2 separate regions of the Homo sapiens genome follow, and region 2 is linked to region 1. Evidence: read pairs that join two places in POLR2A ChIA-PET (ENCODE). Cell type or tissue: PC-3. All regions are shown on one strand. Each heading gives the region's core, and the rest is flanking DNA. Links, peaks and the distances in the headings are about the cores only. Region 1 has its middle 14 kb from the start of FAM50B. Region 2 has its middle 34 kb from the start of TGILR.

Region 1 (8,337 bases), core at 54-8,053:
TCATTTCTATTCCATTGATCTATATTGCTATCCTTATGCCACAACTACACTGTCTTGATTACTGGTGTTTTATACTAAGCTTTGAAATAAAGAAGTGTGTGTCCTACAACTTTGTTCTTCTTTTTCAAAGCAACAAATTCCTAGCTTATAGTTTATCTAAGAATGCCTTTATTTAATCTTCAATTTTAAAAGATAGTTTTGCTGGACGTAGGAGTCTTGATCACAGGTTTGATTTTTTGTTTTTCCCATCACTTTGAATCACTGGCCTCTATTACTTTTGATGAGGAATCAGCATATAGGGGATTAAGTCAATTAATTTTGTTAGAGTTCCTTTGCCTATGATGAGTCATTTTTCTCTTGAGGCTCTCAAGATTGTCTCTTTATTGCTGGCTTTCAATGTTTTGATTATGATATATCTTGATATGATATGATATGATATGATATAAAACAGAGTGTGGCTCTGTTTTAACTCTACTTAGAATTAATTGAGTTTCTTGGATGTACAGATTAATTCTTTTTAAGGAATTTGGGGAGTTTTCAACCATTATTTCTTCAGACACATTTTCTGTTCCTTTCTTTCTTTCCTTTCCTTCTGGTACATCCAGTATGCATACGTTGGTGTGCTTAATGGTGTCCCACATTGCTCTGAGGCTCTGTTTATTTTTTATTTTTGTTTCTCCAATTCATAATCTCTATTGATCTGTCTTCAGGTTTGCTTATACTTTCTTCTGCCAGCTCAAATCTATTTTTGAGCCTCTCTAGTACATTTTTCATTTCAACTATCATGCTTTGCAACTCCAGAATTTTTATTTCATTCAATTTTATAACTTTGATCTCTTTATATTTTCTATGTGGTGAGGTATTGTCATCATACTCTCCTTTAGTTCTTTGGCCATGGTCTCCTTTATTTCTTTGAACATGTTTATAAGAATTGCTTTGAAGTCTTTGTTATGCCCAATGTCTGCATACTTCATGGGCAATTTCTATTACTTGCTTTCTTTCCTATGTATAGGTCACACTTTCCTGTTTCTTTGTGTGTCTTTTTTTTTTTTTTTTTTTTTTTAAGACAGAGTCTTGCTCTGTCACCCAGGCTGGAGTGCAGTGGCATGATCTCCACTCATTGCGACCTCTGCCTCCTGGGTTCAAGCAATTCTCCTGCCTCAGCCTCCTGAGGAGCTGGGATTACAGGCATGCACCACCATGCCCAGGTCATTCTTTTTTTTTTTGGTATTTTTAGTAGAGATGGGGTTTTGCCATGTTGGCCAGGCTGGTCTCCGACTCCTGGCCTCAAGTGATCCGCCCATCTCAGCTTCCCAAAGTGCTAGGATTGCAGGCATGAGCCACTGTGCCTGGTCTTTTTGTGTGTCTGGTAGCTTTCATCAAATATTGAACATTTTAATTAATATATTGTAGCAACTCTAAATACTGATTTCTCCCCCTGTGGGGATTGTTTGTGTATTTGTTCAGTGTCTTGCCTTGACTAGCTCAGTAAAGTCTACTCTCCTCCATTGTGCAGCCTCTGATGTCTCTGCCCAAACACTTTCCCCCTCAATTTTATCTGTAAGCCTGGTTTTCTGTGGGTCACCCCTGGGTCAGCTCAGATCGTTAGTCAGTCTCTGATTTGTCAGAGGTTGTACTTAACCCCCTGAACCTGTAAGGTTTTCACCACTGGATCTGTATGTGGCTTTGAGACTGCTTTTACTGTTCAGGTAGTTTGTGAGTTTGCCCTGTGTTCAGCCAAGGAACAGTAGCTCAGAAGTTCCTCTTCATTCACTCTTCAGAGGACTCAGCTTTGGGCAAGCACACAGAGCTCCTGACCACCAGGGAGGACTGTGGGTTTAGCAGAGATCCCTTTAGTGGTCTCTTTCTTTGATCTCCACATTGAGTTTCTGACTAGTCTGCCTCTACTGGTATCACACCCAATTGTTAGTCTCCACTAATTGCTAGTTGATTGTTCTACTGTTTTCAGTAATGACCTGGGGCCTTAAATTGCTCAACAATCTAATCCAATTAAAGTAGAGCCCCTTGGCAAGGACGGTGTGTGATGAATCTTGAAACTGGCTCCAACACGTTCCTTGGCAGAAACTTTGCACTATGGAGCAGGAGCTGGAGATGCAAGAAGATGGGCACCCGGCCGCCCCCCCTGGATCCTCTTTACCAAGAAGGAGCTGCATGTGTATGGGAGGTGAGAACTGGTGCCATGACAGCCCAGTGTATATCTCTGTGACCCACAGCTCGGGGTGGGGGAATGAAGGATAGGATTTACCAACATTCACCAGCTACCAAATCTATCTGGAATAGCTCTTTCCCCTCCAGAAGATGGAAGAGATGGGAGCTGCCAAGCCCACCAGAGCAGTTCTCCCACAACACAGTGCTGGAGGGAATAGGGGACTGCATTTTTAACCAGTCCCACCCAGATCCTTTCTCTGTAGGGGTGGGAAAACAGGCTCCACTACCTGGCTGCCACCACCATTCAGCATAGTATTTCTGCAGCATAGAGCTCTGGGAAATGGATCTACCGATATTCAACGCCTGTGGAATCCACTGGGAATATCTCTTCTACCCCGAGGAGCTGGGGGAGATAGGAGCTGCCACTCAGCTTTCAAATTCTTTGAAGGGGCTCCTCTGCAACACAAAGCTATGGTGATGAGGGGGAGCCCTAGATCAATGGATAGCCTCCCCCTGTTCTTACTGTGTTTCCATAGGTTTGCTGAATACAAGCTTTGTGGTAAGCACTTTGATCAATCTCCAGAGATTTTGGCTGATCAGATTTTGCTAACTTTGATTAGCTTAATAGCTGTCCTTCTGGGAGAGAACTTTCCCCAAGTTCCTCACACTGCTGCTCTGCTCCAAGATATGTTTTTAAGTCGGAAAAAAAGTCTGCGAGGAAAAGCAATACATATAATGTGCCACTATTTGCAAAAGAGGACAGAGGGAGAATGATACATATATTCACTCATATTGTGCTTAGAATATCTCTGAAAGGATATATAAGATTCTGGAAGCCACTGTCTGGTTCTGGGGAGTAGGATAGGATGGCTAGGAGACAGGCATGAGAAAGAGACTTCCCCCCAGTATATCCAGCTGTACCTTTTGAATTGTGAATCATGCAAATGTGTTACCCATTAAAATATAAAACTATAATTAAAATTTTGAGGCCGGGCGCAGTGGCTCACGCCTGTAATCCCAGCACTTTGGGAGGCCGAGTCAGGCGAATCACGAGGTCAGGAGATCAAGACCATCCTGGCTAACATGGTGAAACCCCATCTCTAATAAACAAACAAAAAAACAAAAAATTAGCCTGGCGTGGTGGAACGCGCCTATAGTCTCAGCTACTCAGGAGACTGAGGCAGAAGAATCCGTTGAACCCCGGAGGCGGAGGTTGCAGTGAGCCGAGATTGTGCCACTGCACTCCAGCCTGGGCAACAGTGTGAGACTCTGTCTTAAAAATAAATAAATGAAAAAAATTTGAACTGATATTTTTAAAACCACAAAAAGTATCCTGAGTAACGAGAGCTTGATTTTCTTTTTTTTTTTTTTTTTTGGTTGAAAATTTTTTTTTTAAATTATACTTTTAGGGTACATGTGCACAGCACGCAGGTTTCTTACATATGTATACATGTGCCATGTTGGTGTGCTGCACCCATTAACTCGTCATTTAACATTAGGTATATCTCCTAATGCTATCCCTCCCCCCTCCCCCCACCCCGCAACAGGCCCCGGTGTGTGATGTTCCCTTTCCTGTGTCCATGTGTTCTCATTGTTCAATTCCCACCTATGAGTGAGAACATGCGGTGTTTGGTTTTTTGTCCTTGTGATAGTTTGCTGAGAATGATGGTTTCCAGCTTCATCCATGTCCTTACAAAGGACATGAACTCATCATTTTTTATGGCTGCATAGTATTCCATGGTGTATATATGCCACATTTTCTTAATCTAGTCTATCATTGTTGGACATTTGGGTTGGTTCCAAGTCTTTGCTATTGTGAACAGTGCCGCAATAAACATACGTATGCATGTGTCTTTATAGCAGCATGATTTATAATCCTTTGGGTATATACCCAGTAATGGAATGGCTGGGTCAAATGGTATTTCTAGTTCTAGACCCCTGAGGAATCGCCATACTGACTTCCACAATGGTTGAACTAGTTTACAGTCCCATCAACAGTGTAAAAGTGTTCCTATTTCTCCACATCCTCTCCAGCATCTATTGTTTCCTGACTTTTTAATGATTGCCATTCTAACTGGTGTGAGATGGTATCTCATTGTGGTTTTGATTTGCAGTTCTCTGATGGCCAGTGATCATGAGCATTTTTTCATGTGTCTTTTGGCTGCATAAATGTCTTCTTTTGAGAAGTGTCTGTTCATATCCTTTGCCCACTTGTTGATGGGGTTGTTTGTTTTTTTCTTGTAAATTTCTTTGAGTTCTTTGTAGATTCTGGATATTAGCCCTTTGTCAGATGAGTAGAATGCAAAAATTTTCTCCCATTTTGTAGGTTGCCTGTTCACTCTGATGGTAGTTTCTTTTGCTGTGCAGAAGCTCTTTAGTTTAATTAGATCCCATTTGTCAATTTTGGCTTTTGTTGCCATTGCTTTTGGTGTTTTAGACATGAAGTCCTTGCCCATGCCTATGTCCTGAATGGTATTGCCTAGGTTTTCTTCTAGGGTTTTTATGGTTTTAAGTCTAACATGTAAGTCTTTAATCCATCTTGAATTAATTTTTGTATAAGGTGTAAGGAAGGGATCCAGTTTCAGCTTTCTACATATGGCTAGCCAGTTTTCCCAAGAGCTTGATTTTCAAGGAGGAGATTGAGGACTTCAAGAGATATTGGCAGATTATTTTTAATATTTTTTTATTATTTTTAAGTGAGCAAACAGAAGAGTAATTAATAAAATGGAATCAGACCATTATAATACTCAGACCATTAATAGAATAAAATGGAATCATTAAATAAAGAGACCTTCCCAATTATCAGATCAGGGCTAACCTCTCCACAGTTTGTCCTTGAGGGAGAAGACCTTAAGCCAGGTAAAGCTATAAGCTTTATAATAAGTTCCAGTCAATCTCCATGGCTTAGATGATGAATACCTGATTGAATTTTAGAATAAACATTTGACCCATGACAGGGTTGAAGTTTTGATCCATTTCCTCTGAGAAAGCTCTCTGACCCATGTGAGTTTGCCCACATGCCCCCCAGCAAACTTCAAAGTCAACATACTGAGAAACACGGGTAAAGTGATCCCTGTCAAGCTCCACCCTGCCAAGAAAAATGCCCCAGTACACTATTTCTCTAAAATAATGAGTGTTGACACGATTTGCCCTATGTATTATTTTTTTAGGGTCACTTTTAGACAATATAGTAGAGTATACCACCATTAATCAATTTCCTATTTGGGGACATGAGAATACCTTCTAATTTTAGCCTATTAAGAAGGAAATTGAAATGTCCACCTGATAGTCAAGTCTTTAGAAATATCTATCACTATGTATTTAGAATAAATTTTTGGAGCAGAGTTGCTCAGAACAAAAGATATAGAGATATTAGGGATTTTTAATAAACATTAACCAGTTACCTTCTGCAGCATATTAAATTCTCCAAAGACAATCACAATACATCTCTCATCCTACACATGCTTCTGCAATGCAATGTGGACTTGTTCCTCCCCTGTCAAAACATGCTCTTCTCCACCTGCTTTGGTAGGTCTTGTGACTGCTTTCAGCAATGCAATATGGTGGAAGCAATGCTGTGCCCACGGATGTAGCTTTTAATTGGTCTGTCAGCTTCCGCTTCCCACCCCTTGGAAAATGTGCCTTAAAAAGACACACTGTCTTAAAACTAGCCACTTTGCAGGAAAAAGGCAAGTTACATGCAGAGGCTATGTGTAGATGTCTCACTTGAGCCCAACCTGAGCTCCAAGCCCACAGCCACTGCCAACTGCCAGGTATAGCCACGTATGTGACCCATCTGGGATGTGCGAGCCCAGATGAGCCACCAGATGACTCCAGTCCCAGCCAACAACATGCATAGCAGAAGAACCACCCAGCTAAGCCCAACAGACCCACAGAATCATAAGAAGGAACACAATGGTTGTTGAATATTGTTTTAGGCCACTGAGTTTGGGGTTCGTTTGTTACATAGCAATCAATAACTCAACACTCTCCAAAAACACTGCTCCAATTTATATTCTCATCAGCAGTGTATAAAAATGTTTCTTTCCCCAAATCCATGCCCACTCTTGGTATGTTTTTTTCATCTTTGCAATGTGACAGGTGAACACTGCTTCTTAACATTGGTTCGGGCTGGGCGTGGTGGCTCACGCCTGTAATCCCAGCACTTTGGGAGGCTGAGGCAGGCAGATCACTAGGTCAGGAGTTCAAGACCAGCCTAGCCAATATGGTGAAATCCTGTCTTTACTAAAAATACAAAAATTAGCCAGGCATGGTGGTGCACGCCTATAGTCCCAACCACTCAAGAGGCTGAGGCAGAAGAATCACTTGAACTAGGGAGGCGGAGGTTGCAGTGAGCTGAGATCGCGCCACTGCACTCTAGCCTGATGACAGAGCGAGACTCCGTATCAAACAAAAAAAAAAAAAACGAATATAAGGCTAGACAAAATAGCTTCTGCCTGGTTTTGGTGGCACTCCCCCTTATTAGAGTGTGAAGATGCATACCCAGAAAGAAGTCAGTATCATGACAGTATTTTGTTAATTTCTTTTTCTTTTTCTTTTTTTTTAGACAGAATTTAGCTCTTTTTGCCCAGGCTGGAGTGCAGTGGCATGATCTCGGCTCACTGCAACCTCCACCTTCCTGGTTCAAGCAATTCTCCTGCCTCAGCCTCCTGAGTAGCTGGGATTACAGGTGCACACCACCATGCCCAGCTAATTTTTGTATGTTTAGTGGAGATGGGGTTTTGCCATATTGGCCAGGCTGGTCTCGAACTCCTGATCTCAGGTGATCCGCCTGCCTTGGCCTCCCAAAGTGTTGGGATTACAGGTGTGAGCCACCGCACCCGGCCTATGTTGTTAATTTCTAAATAAATGACACAGATAATATGCTCCTTGTCTGTGCCAGGAAGGAGCAGATTTAGTGGCAGGTTAAGAGCAGGGAAAAGCGGCACATAGATGGACGCTCAGCTTCTCACTTGCAGGAGGAGCAGAGTAAACTCGCTTACCAGCACAGATAAAATGGAGGGAAAGATGCTGACTGGGCCACAGCCATTGCCAGCCTACGTGTAGAAGAGAGAGAGAAAGTCATGGCGGACCACAGTTCTTCCTTCTTGGCCCTGTGTTGTCTCTTTTCCGACTCCACTTCTGAGACCAAATGTGTGGGCTTTTCCATAGCATGATTGATGCTTCAGCGCCAGCGGGGCAGCTGCATTTCCTTTGCTTCTGGAACCAACTTCCGGGAGTTAGCAGAGACCCCACAGGGTGAGGGCCCCATTAGACAGCTCCCGCCTCACACTACCACTGCAAATGAGTGGCCTGGGCTCAGATGCTCCTTTCCGGTGAATACAGATCTGGGTGTTCCCATGACCTGCCCCTTCAGCCTTGATAATTCACTCACAGAACTCAAGAAAACGCTTTACTTGCATTTACCAGTTTGTTGTAAAGGGTGCAAGGAGGAACCGCTAAATAAAAGAGACGCACAAGGCGAGTGATGAGGGGGGCTGGCATGGAGCTTCCTGACCCTCTCTGGGTGCACCACACTCCCAGCACCTCTGTGTTCACCACCCCAGAAGCAAACCCCATTGTTCAGGGGTTTGGGGAGGTCTCATTATATGGGTACAATTGATTAAATCCTTGGCTGTTGGTGATTAAAAATCTCCAGCTCCTCTCTGTTCCTTGAAGGTCGGGATTGGAGCTGAAAATTCCACCTTTCTAATCACATGGTTGTTTCCTCTGGCAACTAACCCCCAATAGGAGTCACCGCCATAGCATAAACTCAGGTGTGATGAAAGAGGCTCATTATAAATAACTAAAAACACTCCCATCACTCAGGAAATTCCAAGCTCTGTGCCAGGAACTGGGGAAAAATACCAAATATATATCCCTTCTTATACCACAGTTGCGTATAAACAACATCTACCTAAGCCACTGGCTTCTAAATCTGTCTGGCCATGACTCTTAAATACATTTTATATCCCAGCCAAGTACACAGTCACCACCCACACATATCTCTGTAGGTACGTGTATAAAACTGAAACCAGATTTCATGTAAGTTCTAGGAAATCATACTCACCCTTACCATATGCAATAGACCAATATTTTCAATTCAGTTCATTCATTCCTATTCCATTCTGTTTCTTCGTCTTCCTTTGCATTTTAAATGCTGGCTTC
Region 2 (8,337 bases), core at 143-8,142, 82 kb after region 1:
GGGGTTCTTTTGTGTCTGAGCCCTGTCCTTCTATGGACAGACCTGTGAATATTACATGCACAATGAGAGCCGTAGGTTTGAGCCCCGTGACACCCAGCTGTCCAAGAAGTGTTCCCTGTGTAAATGCTGACATGGACAGCTCCGCTGCTTGCCTCAGGCATTTCTACCTGGGTGTGACGGCCTTGTGATGGACAAGCACCTCAAGGACCAGGACTCCAAAACTACCACTGTCTTCATGTACCACTTTTATGCTGGCATCTGCCTTTCTATACAAAGTTGCTATTAATCAACATTTACCTTTTTCTACAAATACAAGTTTAGATATCATGCAAATTTCATGACCAGTAAAGGCTGCTGCTCCAATGTTCTGACTGAAAGATAATCGTTTGTTAGTTGCCTTAAGATAACGAACACCTTTCCATAATAGTCTCTAACACTTCCTTACAGTACCAACTATTTCTTACCTCTGCCCTGCCCTCCCCTGAGAAATTATTAAAAAAAAAAAAAAAAAAAGAGGCTGGGTGCAGTGGCTCACGCCTATAATCCCAGCATTTTGGGAGACTGAGGCAGGTGGATCACCTGAGGTCAGGAGTTCAGGACCAGCCTGGCTAACATAGTGAAAGCCCATCTCTACTAAAAATACAAAATTAGCCGGATGTGGTGATGTGTGCCTGTAGTCCCAGCTACTTGGGAGGCTGAGGCAGGAGAATCGCTTGAACCTGGGAGGCAGAGGTTGCAGTGAGCTGAGGTCGTACCACTGCACTCCAGCCTGGGTGACAGAGTGAGACTCCATCTCAAAAAAAAAAGAAGGAAAGAAAGTCAGTCATATCTACATCATGTCTGAGTCCAGTGTTTCTTGATATGTGTAATTCTACCAAGATCTTCTAATAATATTTTCTTTTAAGCAATTGAATTATATGTTCAGATTATTAAAGGCTAATCCTAATGTGGAACTGAGGATAAAGTTTTGAGTAGAGTTGATCAAAATCAACTAATATCATCCCTTTTTAAAGGGAGGAGCCAGAAGTGCTGAAGTAAGGAAAGTTCATCTGCATGATGAGACTGGATAGGAAAGAAGAAGCACGTGGGAGAGACAGATTGGAAAAGACAAAGTGGATCACTTGATTCACGATTATGTGGGTGTACAGAAGCAAGTTACAAGGTTAATTGAAGGGCAAGTTTCTATCATCTGTAGCAAGCTACCTAAGACAGGAGTTCCCTTTCTGCTCAAGACACTGTAAAAAAAAAATGAAGTCTTCTTGGAAAAAAATTTTACCTCAGTTTTCCCAGTGAGACTACTTAAAAACTTATGTTTCTTCCAAACTATGTAATTATTTTAACTGTTGTAGAAAAAAAGAGAAAATGTTCACAATATTTAGTTGTAACTAGGTGATAAAAACTATACATTGTAAACCTCCCCCTTTTTTTTTTTTTTGAGATGGAGTCTCATTCTGTCACCAGGCTGGAGTGCAGTGGCGCGATCTCGGCTCACTGCAACCTCCTCCTCCTGGGTTCAAGTGATTCTCCTGCCTCAGCCTCCCGAGTAGCTGGGACTACAGGCGCGCACAGCCATGCCCAGCTAATTTTTTGTATTTTAGTAGAGACAGGGTTTCACCATGTTGGCCAGGATGGTCTCGATCTCCTGACCCCATGATCTGCCCGCCTCGGCCTCCCAAAGTGCTGGGATTATAGGCGTGAGCCACCGCACCTGGCATAAAACCCTTTTTTAAAAAAATTATGTATATGAATATGCACAGTAAAAATGGGAAATACATTGAGAAAAAGGAAAGACTGAACAAAACCAAAACAAAAAAGAACCATTTTTAACACTGAAAACCATTTTTGATAAATGGTGAAATGTCTCAAAATCTCCCACCATGAGGTACATAGGAAGTTCAAGGAACCAGATGTTTCCCAGAGCTTGCTAACAAACTCCTTCCTGCAGCAGGGATGGTACATCTCTCAACGTGACGCTCTCAGGAGGCAGGGTTGAGAGACACAGCAGGGATGGGATCTGTTCTTGGTGGAGAGCCATGTGACTCTCTCTCCCTGCACACGGTGACCTTGGTGCACTTCTTCCTAGAACGGGACGGAGACTCGGGGGCTGCCAGCCAAGCCCGGAAAGGCTCGAGTCCATCGTTCATTTCATCAAGTTGTGGTAGTGAACAGCTGGGTTTCCTCAAACACAGTCCACAGTTTATTGTATACCTACGCTGGAAGTCCCTGAATGCGTACTCTTCACACGTTGGTAAATGGAAATTTATTTCACCAAAATTGCTCAACGATTCCATTGCCCACATGTTAAGAAAACTTGCAGAAGCAGAACAAAAACTGAGAAAGGGAAGGGATGATGGTTGAGAGGTGGGAGGATCCACATTTTCCCAGAATAGTAGGATGGAATTGAACTCTAACAAACACTATGGTAGAAAATCATAGTCTCTTCCCCACAACAATCCCTAAAAAGAGCAGCAATTGCCAGCAAAGGGAGGAGAAAGATGGAATAGGTTATAAATTAATCAGCAAAGAGAATAAACTAAATTCCAGAAGCAAATGACCAACCAGTTTCAAGCAGGTGAAATGTGTATGCATTACCCTTGTTCTTCTGAGTAACTGTACAGTCTATATACTAGAATCTCTCACTGCAGAACCAGAAGCAGCTATGAAAAGTCCTTGGCGAAGCCAGTTTCCTTCCAGCCTATCCCTCAGGCCCAGCAGGGATGAGTTTTCCCACCAGGTCGTTCCACTCTGTCCTCTCAGTTGGTGGCAGGAACCCTGGTAAGATTCTGGATGGAAGCTGCTTTCCATCCTGGATATCTATATTTTAACAGAAACTCACGATGAAAAGTCTTCTAGACTTAAAAGCATAAGTCACTAATTGTGTAATTTGGGGTATAAGGAAAGCAGCAGGAGTTTTTTTCATCATCTCTTGAATCATAATGCAAAAATAGCCCCCATCTTTATAAGGCCAACTCTCAGTATCTCTATTTCGCAAAGGAGGGTAAGTCCAAGCCATCGTAAAAGACAAGTTTATGTGCCATCATCCTTGGTCCAACTGGTCTCTCTCACTTTAAATGACCCAGTAGGTCTTCGGAATAAAAATTTAGAGAACACAGAAAAACTATCTTGAAAGAAAAAATTTTACAGATTAGAGAAAAAACCTTCTAGAATTTTCACTTTGTATAACAAATTATATGCCTTATTCTATCTTCATGGGTATACCATCAGTACTTTTGATTTTCAGCTCAAAAACGCCAAGCTACTTTAAAGGAAAAACAGAAACAGAATTTTTAAAAAGCTGATAAACATAATACACCAGTGGCTCCCAAGGGAAAAGCTTTCAAACAAGATAGTCCCTTTTGGTGGGAATTGTAGAAGATGGGAGTTATCGCTATGAAATGATGGAATTAATCCAGAACAATGTACATTTTTATACTGACATAGGAGTTTAATCAGATGCTCAGGAACACTCACTTGAAAATCAAACTCTCATCATCATCCCTGGAAGCATTTCTTAGAACTTTCTCCTTGCACACAAGCTTTTGCCTTCAGAAATAGCAGACAAAACCCCAAACAAGACAAACGGCAGACAGAGGAGATGAACCTGCTTAGACAGGTGCAGAAAGGGAATGAGAGCCCAGATGTCACATCTCTCAAAACCCCTCTCTGCCAGGGCTTCTTCCAGAAACACACGACCCACTCAACAAGCGCTGGGTGACCTTCACCTTACTCCTGCCCCATCAAAACCAAATGAAACGACTCAAAGAGAGAGAAAGAATCCATGCTAAAGCTTTAATTCCTCGTTTAAAGCATGCAAAGCATCTAATTGTAAATTTAAACGTTGGAAAAACAAATCCATTTACCTCCTCGCAAAACATTCATCATTAAGGAGAAGATGCTCTATGCTTCCTAATCCATCACCAGGGGAAATCACTGTTCACTGTGGTCTGTAACAACTTTCCTATCACAGACAAACATGCATTTGTTTTTATAAAATTGGGATTTATTTTGTATTTTTATATCCCACTTTTTTTTTTTCTTTTGAGACAGAGTCTCACTCTGTCACCCAGGCTGGAATGCAATGACGTAGTCTTGACTCACTGCAACCTCCGCCTCCCGGATTCAAGCGATTCTCCCACCTCAGCCTCACGAGTAGCTGGGGCTGGAGGTGCATGCCACCATACCCAGCTAATTTTTGTATTTTAGTAGAGACGGGTTTCACTATGTTAGACAGGCTGGTCTCAAACTCCTGACTTCATGATCCGCCTGCCTTGGCCTCCCAAAGTGCTGGGATTACAGGCGTAAGCCACTATGCCCAGCCTATATCCCACTTTTTAAACACCCAGTGTTATTGTATTCATCTTATGAATCTTTGAAACAATTTTGTTTTTTCCTTTTTTTTTTTTTTTTTTTTTTTTGAGACAGGGTCTCACTCCTCACTCTGTCACCCAGGCAGGACTGCAGTGGCACTGTCATGGCTCACTGTAGCCTCCGTCTCCCAGGCTCAAGTGATGCTCCCGCCCCAGCCTTGAGTAGCTGAGACTACAGGCAGGTGCCACCACACCTGGCTAATTTTTGTATTATTTGTAGAGACATGATGATGTTGCCCAGGCTGGTCTGGAATTCCTGGGCTCAAGTAATCCTCCCACCTTAGCCTCCCAAAGTGCTGTTATTACAAACATGAGCCACTGTGCCCAGACCTGAAACAATTTCAGTGGCCACATAATATTAAAGTAAAAGAACCTATCACAATTTATTTCACCATTTTCCTATTGGACATTTAGGTTGCTTCCCGTGTGAATTTATATTTATTTATGTAATTAATTGATGAACATTCATCTGCTTCACCAGATTGTAAAGCCTTGTGTTTGTTTTCAGTCACCATTATTTCTCTTTCCATAGCAAAACTAAAACATGCCAGTTGGTGATAGTGTCTGGTGAATGAGGGATTGAACCTACACTTTAATTTTTTCCTCTAATCAGCCTCATCCACAAAACAGTTCTGATTCTCATCTCAGCCATACACAGTTGTCTGTCTCTTCTAAAATTCCCCTGTAGTTCTTTTGTGTGTGTGTGTGTGTGTGTGTGTGTGTGTGCGCGCGCCTCCCTCATAGAGGAAAGATATTGAGCACGATTATGTGTCAGGCCCTGTGCCAGTCACATTCAAGGAGACAGTGCCTGAAGGGTTGCACCACAGCCTTTATAAAGGACAGGCAAGAAAAAACACTGCCCCAAAATGTTCAATCAAGGACCCTTCCAGAATGCTGCAGTGGCTCCACCAAGCAGTCTGGCTCTGGAAAAAGCTCCAGAGTCCCACCCGAAATGAGATCTCCGTCCTCTGTGTCTGGGGATTGTCTGCGAGGACAGAAGCCTGGAGTGCACTACAGCTCAGGGGGTCTGTCTTAGCGGCTGAGCCCTGGGCAGGGAGACAGGAGGCAGCGGCTAAGGATGGGGGCGCTGGAGTGAGTTCCGCACAGCCCTGACTTTCACGGAGGGTGTCAGCAGAACAGTGTGACGTCACCTGCAAGGAGGAGAAAAGGAGAGCGAGAAGCCAGTAGCCCATTCTGGAGAAAGGGAGGAGAAAGTAGTGTTTCCTTGTTAATAGAGTGTACTTATTCTCAGACGTAACTAACCGCCAAAGTAAAGACATCATTACACATAAAAATTGCAAGGCAGAAGTAGATGTGTGAATTTTCACTCACTCACGTGCACAGAAGTCTCTACTTTCCTCCCCCTTAAATGACACTTTTAAAACTAACGGGTTTCTCTATTTATTTTTAGTTTTTTGAGATGGGAGTCTTGCTGTGTTGTCCAGGCTGGAGCGCAGCGGTGTGATCTCGGCTCACTGCAGCCTCCGCCTCCTGGGTTCAAGCAGTTCTCCTGCCTCAGCCTCCCTAGTAGCTGGGATTACAGGCGTACGCTACCATGCCCAGTAAATTTTTGTATTTTTAGTAGAGACGGGGTTTTGCCATGTTGGCCAGGCTGGTCTCAAACTCCTGACCTCAAGTGATCCACCCACCTTGGCCTCCCAAAGTGCCGGGATTACAGTCATGAGCCACTGTGCCCGGCCATTTCTCTGATTTTTGAACCTCACATATGGGAGGTACTGAAATCCACAAGGTTTGAACACCAAGAGTTCACTGAAAATAAAATTTATTTTCCTCCACACCACAAATTGTGATTATCCCCCATTCTGTGTGTGTCTTAACACACGTGTGAAAGCAACGAGCAGGCACCGAGTTAATTTTGACTAAGGATTCCAGGAAAAGCTACTTCACTTCCTAAGGACAGTCAATGTATGAGAGGGATGTAGGGAGGGAGGGAGGAGGGGATGGTAGCTGGAGGGTCCCACATTTTCAAAATGATAAAGTTTCAAGTTTCTGACCTACAGCATCTTCCTTCTCTCTAAAGAACTTTTAGCATTTCTTGGCAGGCAGATCTACTGGTGTTAAATTCCCTCAATTTTTGTCTAAGAAAGTCTTTATTTCTCCTTTACTTTAAAAAATTGATGTAAAATAATTGTATAATAATTGTACATATTTATGGGATACACAGTGATGTTTCAATGCAAATAACGCATAATGATCAAATCAAGATAATTAGCATATTCATCACATCGACCTCCTTCACTTTTAAGGGATAATTTTACTGGACACAGAATTCTAAGTTGGTGAGTTTTTTCTTGCTTGCTTGTATGGTTTTTGAACAGAAGTCTGATGTAGTTTTTATCCTTGTCCCTTTATAATAAGGTGTTTTATTTCCTCTGGCTTCTTTCAAGGTTTTCTCTTTGATTTTCCTGTAGTTTGACTATGATATATATAAGTGCATATAACCTGTTCAGTGTTCTCTCGGTTTCCTGGATCCTTCATTTTGTGTCTATTATTAATTTTAGAAAATTCTCAGCCATTATTACTTCAAATACTTCTTCTGTTCCTTTCTTTCTTCCCCTTTTGGTATTCCCATTATGCGTGTCTTTTTAAACCCTCCCACAGTTTTTGCATATTCCGTTCTATGGCTTTCATTCTTTTTTCTCTTTGTTTTCAGTTCAAGAAGTTTCTATTGACATATCTTCAAGCTCACTGATTTTCCTCAGCCGTTTTCGAGCTACTGATGAGCCCGTCAAAGGCATTTTTAAATTTCTGTTAGAGTGTTTTTGATTTGTAGCATTTCCTTTTGATCTTTTCTTGAGTTTCCGTAACAGCGCAATGGGTTCATCTTGCTCACTGCCCAAAAAGCCAAGAGCAGTGAGAACAAGAAGTATTGCAGAAGTAAGAGTTTAATTATTGCAGAGGCGGCCAGACGAGGACCGGGAGAGATGTCTCAAACCCGTCTCTCCAAGAATTTGGAGACGAGGGGTTTTTTTAATGGTACTTTGCCAGGCAGGGGGCTGGGAAACTGAAACAATTGAGGAAATCGCGGAATTGTTTAGAACTGTCTTTATCCAGCTGGGAGGGGGACTCAGGACCAGGTAGGTGGCAGCTCTTGGTTGACCAAAGTGCTAAATCTGAAAAATGTCTCAAAGACCAGTTCCCCTTCAGTTTCACAACAGTGATGCTATCTGTAGGAGTAGTTGGGAAATTTATAAATCTTGCAACCCTGGGTTCCATGACTCTGGATCAGGAAGCAACTTATGGAAAAACAAGCTGAATGATGACGGGTCACTGTTTAACTCTGCCACCTCTTCTTCAGCAAAATTCAACACCCTACCAGAATTCTAACTTTGTCTTATGAATGTGGCTTCAACCTCCGAACAAGGAGATGGGTTAGTTTTCCTTGCCTCAAAGTTGAGCTATAAACAAAATTCCTCTCATAGTTATCTTGGCCTCTATACTAGATTAAGCAAAAAACCAATTTAGCCTGTGAAGTTAGAAGCAAGATGGAGTTAGTCACGTTACATTTCTCTCCTTACTTACAATTCTGCAAATTTCTTTTCTCTGCTTACATTGCCCATCTGTTCTTTCATATGATCCACTTTTTCCATTAGAGCCCTTAGCCTATTATTCACAGGTACTTTAAATTTCTGGTCTGATAATTCCAGAATCTCAGGCATAACCGAGTCTGGCTCTGATGCTTGTTCTGCGTCTTCAAGCTGTGTTGTTTCGCCTGTTCGTGTGTCATCATTTTTTGTTGAATTGCTAGACATGACTGGGTAGAAAGAACTGAGACAAGTACGCCTTTAGTGTGAAGTTGCTTCTCTGGCTGGGAGTTCAGCTGTCTACAGTTTGCTCTAGCTACAGGTGTTAGAGGCTAAAATTTCCTCTAATCCTCTTGTTTTTTCTCTCCTGTTGTCTTTGGGTTTTCCCAGAGACGTCTTAAATAAGGTCTAAAATTTGCATTTTT

What was found. Peaks named below come from ENCODE experiments on the same cell type or tissue, not always from the same donor. Only the 100,000 strongest peaks of a DNase experiment are listed, where the experiment ranks them.
Region 2: POLR2A ChIA-PET joins it to region 1 with 11 read pairs; 5 of 35 experiments call an interaction of 5 or more read pairs at or near these places.

Annotation. Positions count from the first base shown.
Region 1 is chr6:3,859,632-3,867,968 of GRCh38, forward strand. No RefSeq gene overlaps it. Among named protein-coding and RNA genes, the nearest start is that of FAM50B, 14 kb to the left of the region's middle. In PC-3, for the core only: no CTCF peak of the experiment used is centred there; no DNase peak of the experiment used is centred there.
Region 2 is chr6:3,941,516-3,949,852 of GRCh38, forward strand. It overlaps the pseudogene CRIPTOP4. Among named protein-coding and RNA genes, the nearest start is that of TGILR, 34 kb to the left of the region's middle. In PC-3, for the core only: no CTCF peak of the experiment used is centred there; a DNase peak (open chromatin) is centred at 4,116; H3K27ac peaks cover 338 bases.